Regions from separate parts of the Homo sapiens genome. Here region 1 is linked to region 2. A link is an interaction called in ENCODE POLR2A ChIA-PET data of the cell type or tissue named here. Cell type or tissue: Caco-2. All regions are shown on one strand. Links, peaks and the distances in the headings refer to the core of each region. The heading gives the core; the rest is flanking DNA.

What was found. ChIA-PET counts read pairs that join two places held together with the same protein. Peaks named below come from ENCODE experiments on the same cell type or tissue, not always from the same donor. Only the 100,000 strongest peaks of a DNase experiment are listed, where the experiment ranks them.
Region 1: POLR2A ChIA-PET joins it to region 2 with 9 read pairs; 6 of 35 experiments call an interaction of 5 or more read pairs at or near these places.

What each region holds. Positions count from the first base shown.
Region 1 is chr15:96,335,998-96,343,349 of GRCh38, forward strand. It overlaps NR2F2 (nuclear receptor subfamily 2 group F member 2), which reads left to right. Exons shown (of 3, transcript NM_021005.4): 3 at 1,351-4,261. The coding sequence ends at 1,625. SCDAL (stem cell derived angiogenic lncRNA) reads left to right here and starts at 6,900. Exons shown (of 2, transcript NR_198964.1): 1 at 6,900-7,001. RefSeq lists a silencer at 4,803-5,097 and enhancers at 4,843-5,362, 5,363-5,883, 5,884-6,403. In Caco-2, for the core only: no CTCF peak of the experiment used is centred there; no DNase peak of the experiment used is centred there; H3K4me3 peaks cover 906 bases.
Region 2 is chr15:96,222,175-96,229,628 of GRCh38, forward strand. All of the region lies in intron 2 of NR2F2-AS1 (NR2F2 antisense RNA 1), which reads right to left. It overlaps LOC112268156 (a long non-coding RNA gene), which reads left to right. Exons shown (of 2, transcript XR_002957737.1): 2 at 5,099-5,169. Among named protein-coding and RNA genes, the nearest start is that of NR2F2-AS1, 100 kb to the right of the region's middle. In Caco-2, for the core only: no CTCF peak of the experiment used is centred there; a DNase peak (open chromatin) is centred at 3,827.

The DNA of each region.
Region 1 (7,352 bases), core at 1-5,000, 110 kb after region 2:
TGCTGCAGATATACAGACAAGATATCTCCCTACCTCATAGCCACCTTCACCCCTGTCCCACAACCCAACACCCAGCCCACCTTCTTGGACGATGGAGGTAGTCGTTAATTTCTTGGTATCATTGCTAGCTCTTAGCCTTACCCTTGGTCTTTCAAGGAAAAAAAAATGCCTGATACTGTCGTTAACAGTTTAATTTATGACTATTTGCAAAATGTGGAGGCCTGTGTGGAGAATGCAAATCGCCTCACAAAGAGATAAAGGTTCCTGTTATCTGATTCAGAGGGAGACACACAGTTCCGAGGATGCCGAGGGAAGGAGTCCTGTGCAAACAGATCTTTTAGTTCCTGTCCACAGACACCTCTACATTCTGTAGACATGCAGAGTCCTAGATATACATATGAGGAGGTTGCATGTGTGTTCTGGTTCTTGGGGTGGAGGTGGTGGTGGAGATTTTCGAATATCTGTTTTAATGACTCACAATATGCATATGTTAACCCCAGTCTTGTATGGGGAGCCCTGAAAGGTCAGGTCACAACCTGAACCGCCTTTACCAAGAAGCTTCTCATTTCAAAGGCACTTACTGTATTTTCACGTATCAAAAAAGAAAAGTGTTTTCCTGAAGATAACAGGGAGGGGGGATGCTTCTCGGAGGGACCTGGGTTTTAAAAAATAAAGGGGGGTAGGAGAAAAAGGGAGAGAGAAGAAAAAGGGGGAAAAGAAACAGCTCAAATGAACAGAGAGATCACGGTTTGCATGGCTGCCCTTCAATAGGCTAAACTGACAAGATCAGTTTTAAAGGGCCACTTAAATCAGTTTCAAAGACTGGAGAAAAATGAGTCGCCCTCTTTGGGGGGAATCTGAGGCTGGATCGTGGACGCCATTACTCGGGACTGGGCCAGGTTGTCCACCCCCAACCCCCAACCCCTATATAATTATAAGCCAAACTATTATTTACAGAGGAGGAGGGGAGAGAGTGCTGGTAGTTTTGGTTTCTTCTGTTTACTGACTTGGGCCAGACAGACCCAATGCACTTTTGCTTGGGCCTCTCAATGACCCAGGCTAAGGACTCGGGCAGTGAAAGCCTGTAGCACACTGAGCTATGTTTTATTTTAAAGCAAACACTTCCTCAGGACCATCTCTTGCTCTTTCTTCCCCCACCCCGCCTCCCCCCCTTAAGTTTTCAGTACATAGACATTTGCTCCAACTCCGGTTGGGGCAGTTTGACAGAGCTCTGTGCACACACCTCATGTGACCCAATTCAAACCTCTTAATCTGATGACTGAATTCTTCTTCTTCTTCTTCTTCTTCTTTTTCTTCTTCTTCTTCTTCTGTTTTTAAACTTTCTTCCAGATGCCTGTGGTCTCTCTGATGTAGCCCATGTGGAAAGCTTGCAGGAAAAGTCTCAGTGTGCTTTGGAAGAATACGTTAGGAGCCAGTACCCCAACCAGCCGACGAGATTCGGAAAGCTTTTGCTTCGCCTCCCTTCCCTCCGCACCGTCTCCTCCTCAGTCATAGAGCAATTGTTTTTCGTCCGTTTGGTAGGTAAAACCCCCATCGAAACCCTCATCCGGGATATGTTACTGTCCGGCAGCAGTTTTAACTGGCCGTATATGGCAATTCAATAAATAAATAAAATAAGAAGGGGGAGTGAAACAGAGAAAGAAAAGGCAAAAGACTGGTTTGTTTGCTTAATTTCCTTCTGTTAAGAAAGGATATAAAAGGATGTTACAAGTTTGCTAAAAGAAGAGAGGGGAAGAATTTAATGGACTGTGAATTTCAAAAAAAAAAAAAAAGACTGTCAAATGAACTTTTACAGAATGCATTAAAAAAAAAAAAAAACTCCTGTGTCGGTCAGAACAACTTGCTACTTATCATTTTTGTATAAAAAGGAAATTAGTCTTTTTCTTTTTTTGGTAAATTTTTGAAAAATATTGCTAAAAGTGCATTTAAGGAGATTGGGAGACAATTAGCAGAATGGAGAAAGTAAGTCTTTTTTTTTTCCAAATTATTAATTGTCCTGTGTCTATGTACCTCTAGCTGTTCTTTTTTGTACTTTTCTGGTTCCAAACCAGTTTATTCTGTGGTTCTATAATAAGTTTTGATATAATCTTGGCTTCTTAAAAACTGTGTATCATTAAAATATATGTTCTGCAAGAATTAAAACTGAGTCCATGAAAATACCATAGGAAGACATAAAACTTTAAAAGGCAACTCAAAGATGATGGAAACGCACTTACAAGTGGTGACCAAAATTTTTAGGTGAAGTCGAGCACTCTAATTAGAGAACTGGAGGAACCACATATAACACTTAACTTCCCCTACCCTGCCCCTCCCCAAAAGAAACCATGACAAACCTAGCTTTTAAAAAATATTTTAAGAAAGAGAATGAACTGTGGAATTTATTGGCAGCCAAGGAATGTGTCCAAGACACATGCTGAGGTTTTGAATAAAAAGTGAACTTTTGTAATTTGAATTGGGTCCCGCTTAGTTCTTGAATTGTTATGAAAATCCTATATCTGTTTGTATATTTGCAAACCCTTTGTATTATAATTGTTGATATTTTCCCTTTTTAAAAAATACCATTGAAATCAGCATGACAAAAATAACACTGTTGGCACTTATAGGTAACGTGATTGATTCAGTATCTTAGAGTTTACAGTTTGTGTTTTAAAAAAACTGAAGGTTTTTTTTTTAAGTGCAACATTTCTGTATACTGTAAAAGTTATAATAACTGAACTGTTTGGTCGAGTCTTTGTGTGTTATATTCCAAGGAAAATTGAAAGTATTCAGAAATTAAAATATTATTTGATATCTGAAACCTGGCTGTCCCCACTCACTGTCTTTACATCTAGAAGAGCCCCTGTGAGCTCTCGCTTAGCTGGCCGGGCGGGGGGTGGTGGGGGGGGGCATTTGTTTACTCCCCTCAGTCAGTTTGTTCAAAGGTGGACTACTGTATTTGCCTGTTTAATTTGGGTGTGTGTGTGTTGGGGGGGGAGCTGAAGTTAATGGTTTATCTATGGTTTAGGAAGTGCCATACTGATATAGTAAACCACCCCCATTCACCTAATCCTCCTTTTAATTAAAAATGGATTTTCCAGGAAAAAAAAAAAGGCCCTTATATTTGTCACACTTAAGTGCCTGCTTAGGGAAGGTATTGTGAAAAAGTATTAGAAATCTTGAGATCAGTATCTATTTTATGATCAGAAAAAAATACTCTTTTGTACATTTCTGACAGTTACTCAGAAGATCGTTCAAGCAAGCTAATCACAGCATTGTAACTAGAGGACAGTTGTTTGCAGTGAGTTTTTCCTTAAGTAGGTACGATTTTTTAAAATATTCTGTGATTCTACTCTAGCGTGGTTGTTGAGAGAGTTTCAAATTCAGTGATACAGGTTCTAAGACTGAAAGGTCTACTTTTAATGTATATATGATAACTTGCAGTTGGTTTCCCTCTCCCCTCCCCCCCTTTACCTTCAGTCTGTGAGAGCATGACCACAGGGTCAAGGGAATCTTTTCCATTGGAGTTATGTACATAAAAACACATCGACATTTTGACATTTCAGATTGTGTGGCTACAATCTGTACTGCTCTTGGGATCCTTTGTCCTTAGAAGCCAAATTAAGGAAGAGAAAGCAGGACAGAGAAAAAGAAAGAAGGAAGGAGGGAAACTTTACAGGGTGTGCTGATTTGGAAGTAGTAACTATTTCTTTTGGAGTCTTTTTTTCATTTTTCCTCTTTCTCTTTTCCTGGTTTGGAGGAAGCTCGGTGCTGGGAGCTTGCAATTTTGTTCTTATTCAAGGTTTCCAACCCACCCCCCCACCGCCAGTACTTCATCATGTTGTGGTTTAATTCTAATTGGTGGGGGGGGGGGAGGACTAGTGAGGGAGGTGAAAGAACAGGGATAATTTTGTAAAGTGTATTAAACGTTAATATTCAGATCCAGTCAATACATGCAGACCAGTAAAATCTGATTTGTGCAGAGTTCTCCATCTGACTCTCACTTATTTCTGTAGATATATACATATATAAATACAAGTATGTTCTTACGGCACAGTATTGCTGACCTTTAGTTCGAGGTTTTGTCGGTTGTTGTTGATTTTCTTCCTCTTGCAAGTGCTATCCATGTGAGTGTGTGAAGTTTCTCTAATAAGTAAAACACAGGCCCTTTTCCTTGTTTGTTTTGTGTTAGTTTATTGTAAACAGCCATTTGTTGTAAATTATTATTGGCATTAAATTATAATTTATGATTTTCAAAGCAAAAGACAATCCCTGTTTTATTATGCTTTAAGCATGTGTTCTAGACGTTGGAAATCTCTCTCGCACTCTTAAGTTTAAGCAATGAGCTTGGGGTCTGCGAGGCAGAAAAACAGGACCCAAAATTTTTCAACCGGTTAAAACAAACCCCCTTGTATATGTTTAGAGTGGCCGGAGGAGGATCTGTTTAGAGTCTTGAGTTCGGTTTAAGTTTATTGCATTTAAAGAAAGTTTTTCTTTTCACGCTGAGTTAGAACAAAAGATCTTTGCTGCGACTGAATTGGACAAAAGACGAGGGCTGGGACCCAGCGAGCGCGTTCTGTGTGAAATTGACGAGATCTTTAAAAAAGCTGCTAAACATGGCGACTCTTTCCCTTTAAGTGTCTCTTTTTCCTTGCTGGGTTTTTTTTTTTTTTTTTTTTTCATCTGATCTGAGCTCGCTTTATTTCTTTTCCCAACCCCGCTCCCCCTCCTCCTCGTGGCGCTCGGGGGTGTGAGAGAACCCAGTTAGACGCGAAATGCAACAATAGTGCAAGGAGAGAGAGGGGCGCTCGCTGCTTCTCGCCACTTTCAAACAAACCTGGGGGAAGATTGAGCCCGGGGGGGATTCCAGCCTGCTCGCTCGGCTCGCGGTCGCCCTGCCTCGGCCTTTCACCATTAGCTCTCCCTGGGCCGCGAGGAGCTGGGGCTCAAAGTTAGCGGGCGACGTCCGAGGCTTAGCCTCTAGCCGGCTGCAGGGACGGGGGCCTGGAGTTGGCAGCTGCTACGGGAAAGTGCCTGCCCCCCAGCCCCCGCCCCCACTTACGTGCGGCAGAATTCCGCCAGCGCCCCGGGAAAGTCCGGGGTGCCGGGCGCGCGGAGCTGCACTCCTGGGATGTGCATTAAGCGGCGACAGGCGGGGGGGGCGAGGGCGGGGGCGGGGGGCGGTCAGGGGGAGCTCGAGCGTGTGAAACTCTGCCTCGAATCTCGCTTTTGACTTGGTCCTATGAGCTGAGCCAACATGGCGTCTCCCACTGCACCGCGAGCGCCGGGCTGCCAGGCTCGGCAGGGCCGGGTAATAGAAAACACATTGGTTACCAAAAAGAAAAAAAGGAGGGCGGGGGGCGCTAAAGGCCATTCCGTCTGCAGGCAGAAAACCCTTTTTTAAACTCTTGCTGGCAAGTGAGTCCGGTCCTCGGTTCTTTAATTAAAGCAACAGAATTCGTAAGGAAAATATTGGTAACGCTGTACCTTCTCCCCTCCCCCTCCCATATTCAGGAGAGTTGATTTCCTGTCCCCTCTCCTTCCAAGAACCAAATTAGAAAAATAAAAAGTCTGTATCCGCAAATGATCTTAAATGTTTGAATGGTATAGGGGGATGGGAAGAGGACGGTCTTTACAGACCTCGGTCAGTTCTCGCGCTCATTAATGCAGGGGCTGCGCCGGGGTTTGCGCGGGCCCGAGCGGAGCTGGGGCGCGGTGGGGAGGGCGGAATGCGAACCCCGCTGGACTTGGGCAGAACTTGCTGCTTTTGCACGCCCAAGTTGTGGGAAAGGAGGCTTTCCGGGCGGAGGGTTGATTGGGGGGTGGGAGGGTCTAGCAGGGGCTGAGGGCCGGTTCCAGGCGGGTGGTCGCAGACCCTAGAAATGTGTGAGCCCGCGTGGACTGTGCCCCTGGCAGGAGAGCGACTGCAGCGGAGGACCCTCTTTCTCTAATAGGTTTGAGAGTGGGCAAGGGCGGCCGTGGGACAGACCTGGCCTCCTAGAGAGGGTCTTCTGAGGGCCTCTGCAGAGATAGTGGATCCGGGCCCAGGCTCCCTTCTCGGGCGGATGGGATATCGCCCCGCCACGTCCAGCTCCATCCCCAGCCCCGGCCTGGACAACCCTCTCCCTCAGCCGCCTGGGATACTCTCTGAATTCCAGGCCTCGTCAAGATTTATTGAAGTTGGGCTTAAAAAACGTGCTTCAGATGATTTTTCCCATTTTCTCAGATTTCAAAGGCTCCCTGCAGTGCGGCTGCCTAATTAATGGTGAAATTCAACTAAATCTAATTATGCAGTAATTTTAAAGCAGTTAGTGCTGGGCGTTGGTTTGTAATAGGACCTCAGTTTTTTAAAGTTTGCTTACTGTGTTGGTTTAGGGGAAAGCTATTTTTTGTATGGTAAAGAAAGACCGGGAAGTAGTACTACTGGAGGAACCAGAGGGCTAAGAACCGCTCCCCACCCCACCTCTATCTCCATCCCCAATTCTATCTCGTTTTCCTTCTGTTTTTTCTATCCCAAGCACACGGTAAAAAGCTGAGCAAGGTGCTAACCCAACAAGGAGACCCTATTTCATAGCCAAAGGGGAAAGAGAGAATCTTTCATACAGAGACACAAAGGGCTTGGTATCTGTCCTGGAGGCCTCTGTAAATGCCCCCAAACCCGGGAAGGGATTCTCATCTCCTCTAATAGAGAACAGATTTCCTCCTCTTAACATCCATTGTCATTAAGGCGCAAAGCTGACTCTTGGAGTTGTAAATCTTATCGTCCTTCTGATAACACACTTGTAATAAGTTAGCGTCCTATTCAAAGTGAATTGTAAAACTGCCTCATTTAATATGGCATCTGTGTCATTAAAACTTTTATTTTTCTCCCCCTCGTGTCTTGCAGGTTTGGCCTTGGGGCTAGCGCTGAAGTCTCTGCCTATGGGGCCTCTGGGGTAGGGCTGAGGGGAAGAAAGGTGTGAAAGACGGGCTGCCTGGATTCAGCCTCTGGATCTTAGACCGGGGTGAGAGACCCGAGGCAGAATGGGCCTGGGGGGTGGTGTCCCTCTATCCCATCTCCCCCGGAGCGGCCCCCTCGAAATGACGTTCCTTGAAAGAAACATGCTTGTGATTAGCTAAGCAAACACATCTGCTTTCGGAGTTGGGCCTTCGTTAATTAGCTGAACAAAGGGCCGTTTTGCTTTTTACCTTTTGCTGGGGAGAGTGTGTTATTTCAGGAGTGTTGCGGGCCCTCCTCTTTTCAATTGCAGCCACGACGTTAATTTTATTGGGATTACTGATGGGAAATGAGGTGGCGCAGGCTTCCGAGAGGAAAAGCTTGATCATTACCCCCTTTGGAACTATATTTTTCCACC
Region 2 (7,454 bases), core at 739-5,738:
GTAGATCTTAAATGTTTTGACCACAAGGGAGAGAAAGGTAATGATGTGACATGATGGACATGTTAACTAGCATGATTGTGGTCATCATTTTACAAGGTATATCAAAACCCCACATTGCATGCCTTAAAGTTATAACCTTTTTTTTTTTTTTGAGACAGGGTCTGGCTCTGTGGCCTAGGCTGGAGTGCATTGGCTCAATCTCAGTTCACTGCAACCTTAGCCTCCCGGGCTCAAGTGATCTCCCACCTAAACCTCCCCAGTAGCTGCCACTACACCTGGCTAATTTTTGTGTTTTTGTAGAGACAGGGTTTTGCCATGTTGCACAGGCTGGTCTCGAACTCCTGGGCTCAAGCAATCCACCCGCCTCAGCTCCCAGAATGCTGGGATTACAGGCATGAGCTGCCATGTCCAGCCTAAATATATAATCCTTATTTGTCAATTACACCTCAATAAAGCTGAGGGTGGTGAAGAACAAGCACAGGACTGAGCCATGAAAAACAAGAGCCTACAAGAGACCAGCAAGTTTCCACACAATAGATCTGATGTCGTCTCTATTTGTAGCTATTTCTGGATCAACTGCCAAACGTGACCAATATTAAAAGCAGCCAGCAAATTAATAGACCTTACCTTCCTAAGCCACTTTATTCACCGGCTTTAAGACTTTTTTCTAGGTAGAGATTCACAGTTTTCAGGTATAAAAAGTCTTTCCTGGAGCATCTTTAATTCTAAGCCAAGGAACTTCTTAAGTGATTGAGTAATGTGTTTTGTGATTCTCACTTCCCTTAAAATATTAATTAAGAAAATAAATGAGAGCTTCTCCTTAAGGGGTACACTGAGAGTTAAACTGACTGGCCTTCAGTGCTAGCCATATTGCACTTTCTTTCCTGATTAGCACGGGTGCCAGGCTGTTCCTTCAAATTAAGACAATATGCTTATAGTGATGAGCCGTATTGGCCATCTATCTTCCTTTTGTGATCTGGCTCTCGTCGAGCTGAAATGAAGCCATTTCTTCTGCCTGGGGCTGATTAAACACAGAGTAAACCCAGTTCTCTAAGGAGGCTCTAATGATTCTCTGCAGAGCGCGTGTCAGCCCGGCACCTGCAGGCTTCAGCGTCTCTGTTTCTATCATAAAATGAAGCATCTGTTTCAGGGAGGTGATATCTTTTTATCATCCAGTGTATCGCTCTGGTCGGAGTGGATGCAGCTCATTTGGTACACAAGGCTTCTGCGCCACAGGTAACAAATGGTCCCCCAGGAAGTTCTGCTCTCATCAGGGGTAAAAAGGGCACAGCTTTTGGCAAAAACTTTTGGTAAAAGTCTTCCTGGCTCACATCAAGTGGTCTTCTTTTAGTAAAAACAGGTTAGAAAGTGTAAAGGGGGATCCTTGAAATAAGGCAATCCTTTATTCATCAGCTCATTTATTCATTCATTCAATGAATATTCATCAAGCACCAACTAGGAGCGACGCCCCATGCCAGGATCTGGGGAGAGAGAATAAATATGGCAGATGCAGCCTCTGCCCTGTTGGAGGTCAATGCTGGTGATGGAGACAGACATTAAACAATTAATGGTGAATTAAGTACTTAATTACCACTGGGAAGGGTATCCCAAATCGGAAAGCACCCTGGGAATCTATAAGGGGGGCCTGATGCTTTGGGGCTTCAGAAAAGACTCCCCTGGGGAAGTGACATTTGAGCTGAGATCTCAAGGACAAGACAGAACAGTGCATTCATACAAGGGTGAAAGATTATTTTTCAGCCAAGGAAATGGCATATTCAAAGACCCTGGGGTGGAAGGGTGACACTGTCCCACATGAGAAATGAGAAAAAAATCAATGAAAAGGAAAATGGCTAAAGATGGGGCTGGTGACATGGACAGGAATGAAATCAGGCAGGGCTTGAAGGTAGTCTTATCCCAGGAGCATGACAGGCTTGGGCGGTTTGTGCCAAGAGCTTTTCTACCATTTATCTAGTAGGAACCACATAGCACTTGCGTTGCCAGACACTGCCCAGACACATTTAATTTATGATTTGCAATCAATCTAACATTCTTTCAACAAAGACATTTTAGCCACTCCTTGTAGGTGAGGAAATTAGGACTTAGAGGGGTTAGAGATGGGCCAGGTCCATGTAGTCAGCAGTATGGGCCCAGGTCTCTAACCCAGCCCAGCCCAGCCCAGCCCAGCCTAGCCCATGTCCTGGCTTTTTCCTCTGTGCCATGCTGCCTTCCCACCCATGGACCAAATAATGAACTGCTAAAAGTTTGTGAGGTTTGTGCCACATTGTACTTTTTCCAATTGTTTGACTCTTTGGGAGAATTTCTAAGTTACTAATTGATAATATTAAAATAATAATAGCTCTATTCATATCATTATAGAATTAAAGATAGTACAGCAGATTTGCCTTATCTCTTAGAAAGAATTCTTGGCAAGAAGGGATTAAACTAGTGTCATGTAGAAGCTCAAGGCCTGAGATCTGGAATTAGATTGACCTGGGTTCAAATCCCACCTTGTCCAGTAACCTAGAGTAACCTAGAGCAAGGTGGTTACAAATATTGAGACTCAGTTTCATCCCTGTAAAATGGACATATTCACGTCTACTTCAGTTTGTTGTTATGAGGATTGAATGAAATAGCTATGCAAATAATTTTCCAAGTTCCTGAGTGGCTCAGTCCACATTCGCACCTGTCATCACCACCACCACTGCCACCATCTTCTTCATCATCACTGTTAGTTAACAGAGTTGCCAGGTCGGTGGGACATGGGACATCAAACAGCTCATCTCTTTCCCCTGGCAGGTGTTTTTGAGCCTATTGCAAATGTGTTGTCCATTTTCCTGCTTTCTCATTATTGAAAGGAATGTGAACTCATCCCTGGCAGGTAGCTGAGGACTAAGTCTGCCTAAGAATGTCGTGCAGACATTAAATTCAAGAACATTTGAAAATGACACAAGGCAATTCCAAAAAGACTTAAATAACTCTACAAAAGGAGACATAGATGAACACAGCTGGATAGGGGGCATTTAAAATGTACCTGTCTTTTAAAATAAATGACTATACCAAATGGGAGGACTTCATTTTGCTTTGAAAACTGCTTTTTTGTCATTAGAGTTTTATGCTTTTAAAAAAACTTTTGAGGCATCAAATTGATCATTTTTAAATAGAACAAAGAGTTCACATGCAAATATTATATAAATATAACATAGGTGTGTACAGATGTGATGCAAGTTCCCCTGAAAAGTATATAAAACATCTAAATTGGGAAAGAGATCTAGACAAAGCCACCTGCTCCCTTGATGGTTATCTGGATTTCACCAGAGTACCTGCCATGTCCCTCCTTAGGCTGCTTGTATCCAGGTTTATACAAAAAGATCCACAAAAATCACTTAATAAATTAAACAATGCTTATAAGAGCTCCCTGTCCAGTGCCTGGCACCTTGTCAGACTTTGATCAATGTTAGCTATTGCAATAATACAACAATGATACTTTAGGATTGCAAAAGCTTTTAAAGTCCTCCACTTTAATGTCTATGTTTCACAGATGATAAAACTATGGTCCCAAGAGGTCACGAAACTTTCACAATATTTCAGAGCTACTAAGACCGGAGCCTACCTGTAAGGGCATGAAGAAGCTTAAGCAATCTGAGATCTGAGATAACCAGAAAGTTTCAGAATGCCTAGCGCTCTAAAAAAGCTATTCCTATCTCATGGGATTGTTCTTTCATCACACTAATTCCACTGGCATTCCTTTCTTCTCATCTGTCCCCACTAGGTTCTGTGAGGGCAGGGATTGTGTATGCCTCATTTCCCACCTTCTCCCCAGCAGCAGCACTATCACCTGGCATGTGGTATGCATTCAATGAAACGTTTGTAAATTGAATGGAAATGTATCAGCACAAACACAATGCCAAAGGACATGCCAAACTGTCATGATGTCCATCCCAGAATGACATGCAGGACTTAGTTAAATGTTAACCTTTTACGACTTTGAGAGATTAGACAGTTTTGTTATATAAAGAGGTGCTGAACAAAAAACAAAAGGTAACATGTGCCCAGTGAGTCAAGCTTGTTGTGGCTGATCCCTTCTCAATACAACTTCCTGGCTATCAGAGAGAGAACTCTATCTGCAATGAACAAAACCAGGTTAAAAAAAAAGTTAGGTGAAGCAGAAGCTGTGGATTTAGCAGAGAACTCTATACACTATAGACATGCTGATGACCACCTTCAGGCAGAAGATCTGTCCATTTGGAAATCTCATTGCCAATCCCACTGAAATTTGTTCACGGTTGTCTTAAATGTGGTTTGATACTCATTGTGGTCCTAGGGGCAAAGTGCCAGTGGTGATGGAGAATCCTGTGTCTCTATAGGAAGGCTCTGTCAACTGTCACTAGCCCAACCCATAAATTCAAACACACCATTTGTCAGCAGCCCTTCTTCCTGCCAGGCTTGCAGGGTAATGCTCCTTTCCCTCAACATAAAGTGTCCAGAGATGGGCCACAAGAAATGGATGGGGTGAAAGACATGCCCGGAATTGTAAATCACTCACTCTCTCTGAAATTCAAATTCATCTTCTATAAAATAAGGACTGTAAGGCTTGCCCAATCCACCCCACCAGATGGGTGCAAGGTACATAAAAGGCCACTGACAGGCATCTTCCAGAATGTAAAGTTGATACAATTATAAACTGGTTTTCATGTCTTGAGAGTGTCCCACTAGGTGTTACAAGGTTAACAAAATGAATACCACATGGCCCTGCCCTTCAAGGAGATTATAGTGTAGAAGCATGGTGAGTTGAAAAACATAGAAAGATAGATATAGAAACACACACACACACACCTGTTCTCTTATCAAATATTCTCGTGAAGAAATCCAATATAGAATATGCTAAAGTGCATATTAAATAATCTTTGTTTGATTGATATTGACTACTCTCAATTTCACTCGAATCAGCATATAAAGTTTTACATCTTTAGAGGAGAAGAATAAAAAACTTATAAATGGGGTCCTTTATATGAAATCCTATAAATTCAAAACCAGACATTATTAAAATGGATGAGAAAGATGTTCTGGAGTACATGTCTGCCTCTTATTTCCTGTACAGGACCCGTGTTTTCTGTATGAGTCCACAAGATCGAAGACTTTATGGACAGAAGTCATGTATCTTCAACACAGGTAAAGGACTTGCGCTCATGAAAAGTTGGGGGTTTCCCTCCCTTATCAAACAAACAAGCACGCTTGATATTTTGCCAAAACTGATTAGATTATATCTGCACTTAACTTTGCGGTAAATGCAAAAACAAAATCTCTAACATTTATAAACAAAAGTTTCTTTCTTACTTCAGAGTTCAAGGCAGGAAACAACTTTCACTGACTCTTAGACATACTACAGCTTGAATGTTACGGGGACATAAAATGTATTTATTATTGCTGTAGCTCAAAATTTCCATCCCACCACATTTGAACACTGATTTGGGGTTTACAAAAATAGCATCAGCAACATTGCCAAGGAGATCCTATAACCTTAACCCAAAGTAAATATGAAAGCAGAAAAGAAATGCAACCTTTTTAAAGTTCTCTCTATGCAAATATCATGCAGAAGTCACTGACTACTGAACACTCCCATGCCTCTCCAATATCTGAACCACCCCGGAAAAATACCATGATGATCTCCTTGTTATTTTGATCTTTCACAGATTTCCTTTAATTCTTATTCACTCTTTGTGTTGGTGTCTGTATCTACAGCCATCATCTATAGGTGGTAAATTTATTAAAAGTCCAATACAGTCATCACCACAAAATCACAAAAGAAGCTTTTTATAAAACCTCTGGGTCTATTTATATTCTGAGATCAAATTGTCACTCTATGCCTGAGCCATCCGTCAAAAGGAAACATATTAATAGTAGTGTGGCATGTGCTAAGACTTATGGGGCTACAAACTTCCTACCCTGCTATCCCCAAAACACGTATCTGCGTGAATTTATGTCCAACACTGCTGAGGGTCTGGACTAAAAAGAACTTTGGAACACAAGGTTCTGGGAAGACATGGGAAGCCAAGATGGAAGAGAATGCTGTGTGTTTCCCAGATGGTGCCAGAAACTCAGTCTGATGCGCTCTTTCACAAAAGCCATTATGAGACTCAGGTCCAAACTGTACTGCCTACAGGCTAAAGTGATGAAGTGAGACACACAGACAGAGGGATCTGCCCCACACACTTCACCACAGACTTCACAGCCACTCTGACTCCTCCAGGAACAACAGTGGAGAACTGCTGGGCCCAGTGGAGCCCAGATGAAGCAAAAGAAGGGACCAGCCATGACAGGTGGTCTTGTTGGGGCCATGGAAGGATCTCAAGAGCTATGAATGTTCATTTGACTTCATGTATTCCCATAACTGAGACCTAGGAATATCCAGGTGCCCTTTGTGTATGGAGTGTTGGATTGAACTTGCATTACTCACCTAAAATATGTGCATAAAATTTGCGAAGTTTAAATTTAAAATTTGAGCATCACTTCAAGAACACTTAGCACTAAGGTCCCTGAAATGCTCATTGATGATATGAAGCTGAATAAGAAAGCCTGTCCCTAGGGTTCCTTTCTCTAGGACAGACACACCACCAACACTGGCATATCTCTTCTGTGTATTAGCAAAGAATTTTGTTAGCATATCTTCATACAGCTTCTAAGAGACCTAAGTTATTAACACTCATTTAGTCCCATTGTGTAAACACTGGGAGAATCTGGCTGTCTTTTAAAATGCATTCAGTATTCATAAAACCTAAAAAGTATGGCTTACCTTCACAAAATGATTGGTGTCCATAATTGTGAGTGTCAATATATGTCTAGAATTTAGCATTTACCTTGTGATACACAATGAAGAAAATACAACTAACTACTCTTGAGAAAATAACTCAAACTCTCTAGGTGGGGAATAGATTAGTCCATCAAGGATACAAGCGAGGAACACTTACTAACTATAAAAAAAAAAAAGTTGCAATATCAGAAGCCTTTTAGTAACACGGTAGCCTAAACAGAGGAGAACAATTCAGAACTCAATTGTTTCTTCTAGCTTCTGGCCAAAGCTCTGACAAGAAAAATACCATCTAAATACCAAAGAAAGTTTTATTGTATATGCTTTTTGGTTTTTGTTTTGCTATACAAGAAATTATTAAAATTTACACTTGTAAAACTAGTTATATAAATCTTTCCTCCCACACCATCCTTGTCCCCTTAGCAGTTATTAAAGCAGGTGTGTTTTCCCTGAATTGGATAAAATACCATCAAGGTCCAAAATAAAAGAATTACTAGCAAACTTTGATGAATTCTAGAAATTGATACAAGAATAAAATTGTATCATCTCCTTAAACAAGACTATTGAGGGCTGGACGCAGTGGCTCACGCCTGTAATCCCAGCACTTTGGGAGGCCGAGGCGGGCAGATCACGAGGTCAAGAGATCGAG